Regions from separate parts of the Homo sapiens genome. Here region 1 is linked to region 2. Evidence: read pairs that join two places in POLR2A ChIA-PET (ENCODE). Cell type or tissue: PC-9. All regions are shown on one strand.

The links. Peaks named below come from ENCODE experiments on the same cell type or tissue, not always from the same donor. Only the 100,000 strongest peaks of a DNase experiment are listed, where the experiment ranks them.
Region 1: POLR2A ChIA-PET joins it to region 2 with 8 read pairs; 4 of 35 experiments call an interaction of 5 or more read pairs at or near these places.

Annotation. Positions count from the first base shown.
Region 1 is chr1:207,517,394-207,521,393 of GRCh38, reverse strand. All of the region lies in intron 4 of CR1 (complement C3b/C4b receptor 1 (Knops blood group)), which reads right to left. Among named protein-coding and RNA genes, the nearest start is that of CR1, 23 kb to the right of the region's middle. In PC-9, no CTCF peak of the experiment used is centred here; no DNase peak of the experiment used is centred here.
Region 2 is chr1:207,452,243-207,456,242 of GRCh38, reverse strand. It overlaps CR2 (complement C3d receptor 2), which reads right to left and starts at 1,915. Exons shown (of 20, transcript NM_001006658.3): 1 at 1,767-1,915. The coding sequence starts at 1,824. RefSeq lists silencers at 1,357-1,466, 1,847-2,076. In PC-9, a CTCF peak has its summit at 1,592; a DNase peak (open chromatin) is centred at 1,982; H3K4me3 peaks cover 2,018 bases.

The DNA.
Region 1 (4,000 bases), 65 kb before region 2:
CCCTCGATGAGAAGAGAGAGAGAACTGAGCATAAACAACATTTGAAGAATTAATAACTGAGAATTTTCCAAGACTGATGCAAGACATCATTAAATTACAGGTTCAAAAGGCTATACAGGCCTGGCACGGTGGCTCATGCCTGTAATCCCAGCAGTTTGGGAGGCCGAGGTGGGCAGATCACCTCTTGTCAGGAGTTTGAGACCAGCCTGGTCAACATGGTGAAAACCCATCTCTACTAAAAGGGTAAAAATTAGCCAGGCATGGAGGCACAGGCCTGTAATTGCAGCTACTTGGAAGGCTGAAGTGGGAGGATAACTTGAACCCCGGAGGCGGAGGTTGCAGTGAGCCGAGATATCCCACCACTGCACTCCAGCCCAGGTGATAAGAGTGAAATTCTGTCAAAAAAAAAAAAAAAAAAAAAAAAACAACCAAAAAAAAAAAAATGTGCAAACCCAAGCAATACAAAGAAATTCTTACCTAGACACAACACAATAATATTGTAAAAAATCTGTTTTAAAGTGTAATCCATTTTAAAAGCAGCCAGGAAACATGGACAATAACCTTCAGAGGAACCACACTTAGAAAAATGTTTAAAGAATTTGTTGTCAGAAGCTCTACAATACAAAAATGCCAAAGAGACTTTTTCAGGCTGAAGGAAAATAGTTTCATATAGAATTGACAGAATTGCAATAAGAAGGAAACACACCAGAAAGAGCTCATATGCGGGTATGTTTTCATTTAGGATCTTTATGATAGAGAAAACCTCTTCAGTCATTACAAGAAACACAAGATGGCAGTAAAGATTTTATTACGGGCTGGGGGTATGGCACGCCTGAAGATCACACAGAGGTTGGTCAGCGCGAGGAGACAGACAGAGAGAAGGGGACCCATCAGCCAATGCCTTTATTGGGGACCAGAGTATGACCCAGCATCTTGCATCTACAAGCCAAGGTATCTCCCATGGGGAGTTCTAATTGGTGAGTTTAAAGAAAGCAGGCACATGTTCCAGGCAGTCGTGCTGCGACTGAGAGGTGGTCACGGCAGCATATCTGCGAAGTCCATGCAGGGCACAGAGGTCAGGGACGCTAGTCAAGTAGGTTTTATCTAGCTGTCCCATAGAGAGGTGGTCACCAGGAGGCAGTTGTATAAGGCAGATATCTGGCTCGACCACGTTGCAAAATTGGGAGGAGGTACAGAACTAGAAAGGGCATTAAGGGTGACTAAGCCCTGCTTCTGGCATGAGAAAGCTAAACATATTCTAAATGGATGCTGAGGCAACATAAAAATTCTAAGAATTCACTAAGGTGTAAATATAAATAAATACTGTTTTTATAAAGACAACAGTGTCTTTGAAATATAGAATATATGTAAATCGTTAAATCAAGTTTAGCCTAAAGCCTTACGTAGTTTAAGCTCAGCCTAAAGGTTTCTCTGTAAACTGCAAACTATAACAAGTGAAGATGTAAACAGACCGCAGACTACTCTTACGCCAATCACCGAGTTTTGGCCAATCAAATGTGGCCAACTGTTTGAACTGTTTTCAAATAAGGCAAACGCTGAGCTATAACCAATCGGCTGTTTCTGTACCTCACTTCTGTTTTCTGTACGTCAGTTTCCTTTTTCTGTCGGTAAATCCTCTTCCCCCATTGCAGCTGGGCTGGAGTCTCTGCGCTTACTTTGGCTCGGGAGGCTGCCTGATTTGCGAATCGTTCATTGCTCAATTAAACTCTTTTAAATTTAATTCAGCTGAAGCTTTTCTTTTTGCAAAACGTATGGCAACAATACAAAAAGAGGGGGAGGACATAAATGGAATTAACTATTAATAGTTTCGGTACTTGCGTTGTTTGGAGAGTGGTAAAAGTACAATTTTAGCAGACTATAGTAAATCAAGGATGTCTATCTCTAGAGTAGTCATTTAAGAATAAAAAATGGAATATAACTTAAAAGCTACTGGGGAAATAGAATAATAAAAATACTTGATGAATTAAAAAATGTGAGAAATGAGGAATAAAGGAACAAACACATGAAACAAATACCAAGACTTAGACTTTATATCAGTAACTATATTAAATTTATTTATTTTTAATTTTTATTATTAAATTTTAATGTTCCAAACACACCAATGAACAACTAAGACTGAATAAAACAACAAAACCTTACTATATGATGTTTATAAGAGACAAGCTTTAAATATAAGACAAAGAAGGGCTGAAAGTAAAAGATTTAAAACACATATAATATAAAAACAATAAAGAAAGCTTATATAGCTGTATTAATATGCAAAGTAGATTTTAAGGTAAGAAGTATTATGAGAGGTAAAGAGAGACATTTCATTATGATAAAATAGTCAATTCAGCAGAAAGAATAAACCAAAAATTTCATGCATTTAATAACATGTTTAAAATACATAAAGTAAAAATTGCTAGAACAAAGAGGAAAGACAGACAAATTCATAGTTGTAGTTGGGGATTGTAATGGGTTGAATAACCACTGTCCTCCTTAAAAAATATCTGTGTCCTGATCTCTGAAACCTGTGAATATGACCCAGTTTGGAGAGTCTTTGTAGATACAATCACGTTAATGATCTCGAGCTGTGACCATTCTGGATTGCCAGGGTGGCCTCTAAATCCATGTCCAGTGTCTTTATAGGAGACAGAAGAGCAAAGGACACACACAGAGGAGAAGGCGATGAGAAGATGGAGACAGAGAAGGAAATGATGCATCTACAAGCCAAGGAACATCAACGATTGCCAGCAGCCACTGGAAGGAAGCCTGGAGAGAGGCACAGAACAGCTTGCAGATGGAACCAATCCTATTGACATCTTAACTGGATTTCTGGCCTCCAAACTGTTAAGAGAGTAAATTTCTCTTCTTTGAAGCCACTAAGTTTGTGGTAATTTGTTACAGCAGCCCTGGGAAACTAATACAGATATTTTACACATGCTTCTCCATAACTGAGAGAACAAGTGGAGGGGGAAAAAAAGACTGTTCTAAACCACATTTTCCTAAATGACATTTCTAGAAAATGAAGCAAAATAACTGTACATTCAAGTGCATATGTAACATTTTACCAAAATCGTCCATATTCTGGGCAATAAACCATGTCTCAAATGATTAAATTAATGAAAGAATGATAACTAGAAGATCTCTAAATATTTAGAAATTAAGCAATGCCCTTCTAAACAGCCTATGGGTCAGAGGAGATATTAAAAGTGAAATTAGAAAGCTTTTATGTACAATGATAATAAAAATATAAAGATTGTTGGAAATAAATAAAACAGTTTTAGAGAAAAATTGATAGGTTAAATGTACATATTAGAAAAATAAAGGTTGGAAACAAATTAATTAGTATCAAGAATTTAGGACTGGAGGAATACACAAAGCTTAAAGCAGAAATCAATAAAAGAGAAAATAGTCATAAACTAAAGAAAAAACAAGAAAGTTAAAAGTTGTTTTTCTGAAAAGCTTAGTAAAATTGATAAAGCCCCGGTAAAACTAATCAAGGAAAAAGAAGCAAAAGAAATTACCAATATCAGAAATTAATGAGTGTAAGGGTATCACTACAGAACTTACAGGCATCCAAAGGCTAATATGAGACTATAATAAACAGCATTATGCTGATAACCTAGGAAATCTAAATAAAATGAGTAAATTCCTTGAAAAATATAACTTACCCAAACTAATTCAATAAGATATAAAATAATAGTTTTACAGCTATTAAAGATATTAAATCCTGACAACAACAACAACAAACCCTCAGGTCCAGATTGCTTCACTGCTGAATTCTTCCAAACATATAAGGAAAAATAATGTTACACAAATTGTTCCAGACACTAGAAAAAATAAATAATTTTTAACACATTTTATCAGGCCAACATAATCTTGATGCCCAAACCTGATAAGGACATTAAAATAAAAGCAAATTATAACCCAAGATCTCTTGAGAATATAAATGCAAATTTTCTGAACAAAATATTATGAAACTGAATCCAGCAATATT
Region 2 (4,000 bases):
GTGGGGAAGACCATGAGCAGCGCATACAAGACAGGCAGCTGGAGAAATCAGGGGGTGTGAGCTTCGGTGAGATCCCATTCCAAAGGGCTAGAAAGGCTGAAGACACCAGATTTTCTTCCACTGGAGGCCTTTTAGATTTTTGAACAATGGAGTGAAATAATGAAAATATATATATTTCTTAATTTTTTGTTTTCATAATTGGAAAGTGACCTATAGGTCACTCTTTAACCTTTCCAATCATAAGAACCAAAATCTCTTAAAAGAGATGAGGTTGTTACACAGGTAATTATAATGCTTAGGATGGGAATACTGGTACAAAAATGAGAAATGGACAAACAACAGAAGCACAGTAGCTTGAATGGCTGATAGGTAGACCTGGTATTTCATGGGGCTCCAGTTAAGTGACCTACATGATGCTGCTGCTGTGGCCCTGAATTGGCAGGACTGGTGAAGAATTTGATTTTCAGTTGATAATATCCTCTTTGAAATTTAGAAATAGGTGAGAAGTCAGGGACGTACTCTGCTCTTAGAAAAAGTGTGAATATACATTTGTTCAAAGGGAGTTAATATGCAGAAAAAGAAAAGAGATGAAGATAATGGTCTGGAGAAAGGTTTAAGGGTCAGGAGACAGTAAAATGTCAGGAAAGCAAAAAGTTGTAATAAACTAATATGTGCTGTATTCCAGACACCTCAATAAGCTGGATGTCCATAGAAACAATTGGACACCCAGCTTGTTAGCTTAAATGCTGGCTCCATAAAATCAAGTCTGTACAGGAGGCTTATTACTGATATTTAGTAGTAACGACTAACATCCAACTTTCTTTGCTTAGTTTCATCTGTGCTCAGGGCAGCTCAGTGAGGTGGAAGGCCAGTTAATCACTAGTTTCATTTTACAGATGAAGAAACTGAAGATCAGGGAGCTAAATGACTTGCCAAAAGTCACCCAGTTATTGAGGTCTGCACACAGTAAACGTCTTATAAACTAGGAATGCACGGTACCGTGGAGATAATTAGAAACTTAGACCCATCCTGTAGCCAAGAGACGCTAATCTTAATTATAATCTTTCTTTAAAATCAAGCCAATCTGGAGGAAAAAAAGATATAATAAACGGTGAATGAGACCTTTGCGGACGTCCACACCATTACAGTAGGTTAATAACAAGAAGAAAACAATAGTTTTAATCCATGTCTCAAAAATAACTACGGATGGTTAATGTTTAGGATCTCTACCAATATCACATTAGAGTTCAGAAAATCTGAGACCCATGCTTGGGAACCAGGTCTTACTCTTATTTAGGGAAGGGAGCCGAGGTTCTGCCGCTTTTGCTGGGCAAGAGCGCGGTTCGGGTGTACAGAAACAGCCTCACGTGGCTAGCTGGTGCCTCATGCAGTGGGTAGGTTTCCCGTGGCGAGCGGTAGCGCTGACCGCCGGCCAGAGAGCGATGAGCACCTGCAGAATCCTGGGGGCGGGGAGCCCGGCAGGAGACCGCGAGCACCCGCACGCCGCCAGCCACACCGGGCCGACCAGACAGCGCCCCTCTGTGGCGCAGCCTCCAATTCTGGAGGTCCCAGCTCCCGGAGGGGCCAGTGGGGACAATCAGGACCAGGCGGTTTATTGCAGTGGTCCCTCAAAGCTAGCGGGAGGCGGACACGCGTCGAGCACTGCCCCCACCGTCTCGCTTTTGGCCCCCTGCTTTGCATCGCGGCACAGAAACTTTCCCTGCCCGGGACGCGTCCCCACCTCCGTGCTCCCCCTCCCAGCTCACCGAGGACCCCCGGTGCGACGAGAGCCAAGAAAACCCCGAGCAGGCCCGCGGCGCCCATGCCACGGCCGAAGCCCCCGCGGCGGGATGCGTTCCGAGACCCGCGAGCGTCCGGCAGCTCTGGGAGGGCAAGGCTGGAGCAGCAAGCAGCTGTGAGCCAGGAGAGGCGGGCCCTTAAATAGTGTCCGGCACACGTGCTAGTTCTGAGCGCACACCTGCAGGCGGCCTGGGGGCTGACGCGGCGCCGGTGAGGGTGGGACAAGCGGGAGGGACGGCCCGGCACGAGGTGGGCGGGGAGCTCTGAGCCACTCTTTGGCTCAGACTCACCCCTCGTTGCGGTGGCTTCCCCACTTTTTTGACCACGCAACCCACTACACTCACTTGTTTCTCTTACTAGAACTTAAACAAAACTTTCACAAGTTAGTACTCACCCTTAGTAATCTACAATGTTCGTCCTCTGTGCCATGCTGTGTTATGCTAGACTAGGCTAGGCTATCCTATTCTTATTAGAAATCCACCAAACTCATTTCAAAACCTATTAGTGGATTCATCTCCCAGTTTGAAAAAGCAGTGTAAGTTTACTTAGGGAATTTAGGAACAGCAGCCACTTCTGCTCTGTTCTTTATTTTGAAGTAATCTCTACAGAAAAGTTTCAAGAGTACTGCAGAGAATTCCCATATACTTGTCACCCAGATTCTCTGCATGTTAACATTTTGCTGTATTTTCTTTACCATTCTCTATTCTTTCTCTATAGACATATATGTACATATATGTGATTATATAATTATAATTATATAATTATTACTTTGGAACCATCTAGCATTTATTCCTATTCTAAATGGTTCACTAAGGACTTTCTGTTCCATAACTAGAGTGCAATGATCAAAAATAAGAACTTAACATTGACACAAGACTATAAGCTACCATCTGTATTTAAATTTTGACAATCATCTCAATAACCTGTGTTATGGTAAAAACAATAACAACAATAGAAACCAACCTTTGTTTTTCCTGGTCCAGAATCATTTCAGGATCATGTATTGTGTTTGATCATTATGCCTTCCCCCCACCCCCAGTTCTTTATTCTGGAAAAATGTCCTCAGCATTTTTGGTATTGCATGACCTTTACATTTTTGACGAATACACCACAATTATTTTTGGAGAATGACTTTTAAGTCCGTTATCTATTATAATAACAAATTACCCTGAAGGTAGTGGTGTAAAGCAAGAATAAACATTTATGATCTCACAGTTTCTGTGGGTCGGTCAGGTGGTTCTGGCTTGGGATCGCTCAGGAGATTGCAGTTAAGACACCAGCTGGAGGTGCAGTCATCTGAAGGGTTAACTGGGATAGGCGAATCCACATCTAAGATGGCTCACTTACCAGCCTTTGGCTGGAAGCTTCATTCTTCACCACGTGGATTTTGCCATAGGGCTCGCTGCTTGTGTGTTGAGTGTCCTCGTGACATGCCAGCTAGCGTCTCTGAGAACAAGAAAGAAGAAGCCATAATGTCCTTTGTGACCTGTCCTCAGAAATCACAATATGTTAACTCCAGAATATCCAATTGATTGTACAGATCAGCCCTTTTCAGTGTAGGAGGGCAGTATACGTGGATGGTAATGTCAGGAGACAGGATCACACCCCACAATTTGGATTTGTCTATCATTTCTTCATGATAGATTCAGGTTATTGAATCTAATTATTTGACAGGAATACCAGAAAGGATGTCTTATCCTTACGGGGAGGCATATGTTGTCTATTTGTCCTATTACTGGTGGTGGTAACTTTGATCACTTAGTTAAGATGGTGCCTGCCATGTTTCTTAGTGTAGACTCAGTATTTTTCCCTTTGTAATTAATAAGTATTTTATAGGGAGATACTTTAAAACTATGTAAATTCCTCATTTTTTCATCAAATTTTTACCCACAAATTTTAGCGTCTATTGATGATCCTTTCTTGAATCAATTTTTACTATGATGGTTGTCAAAGGGTGTTTTTTCCTAATTTAATAATTACTTCTATATTCATCTGTTGGCATTTTACTGTAAATAAAAGTTTTCCCTTCTCTATTTATTTATTCATTTATCTATATCAGCATAAACTATATCAATATGAATTTTATTTATTTACTCAATGGGTCATAATTCATGGCTACCATTATTTATTTTGATGCTTAAATTCTCCCTGATCGGGCCAGTGGGAGCCCTCAAAATAGTTCCTATGTCATTTTGACTTG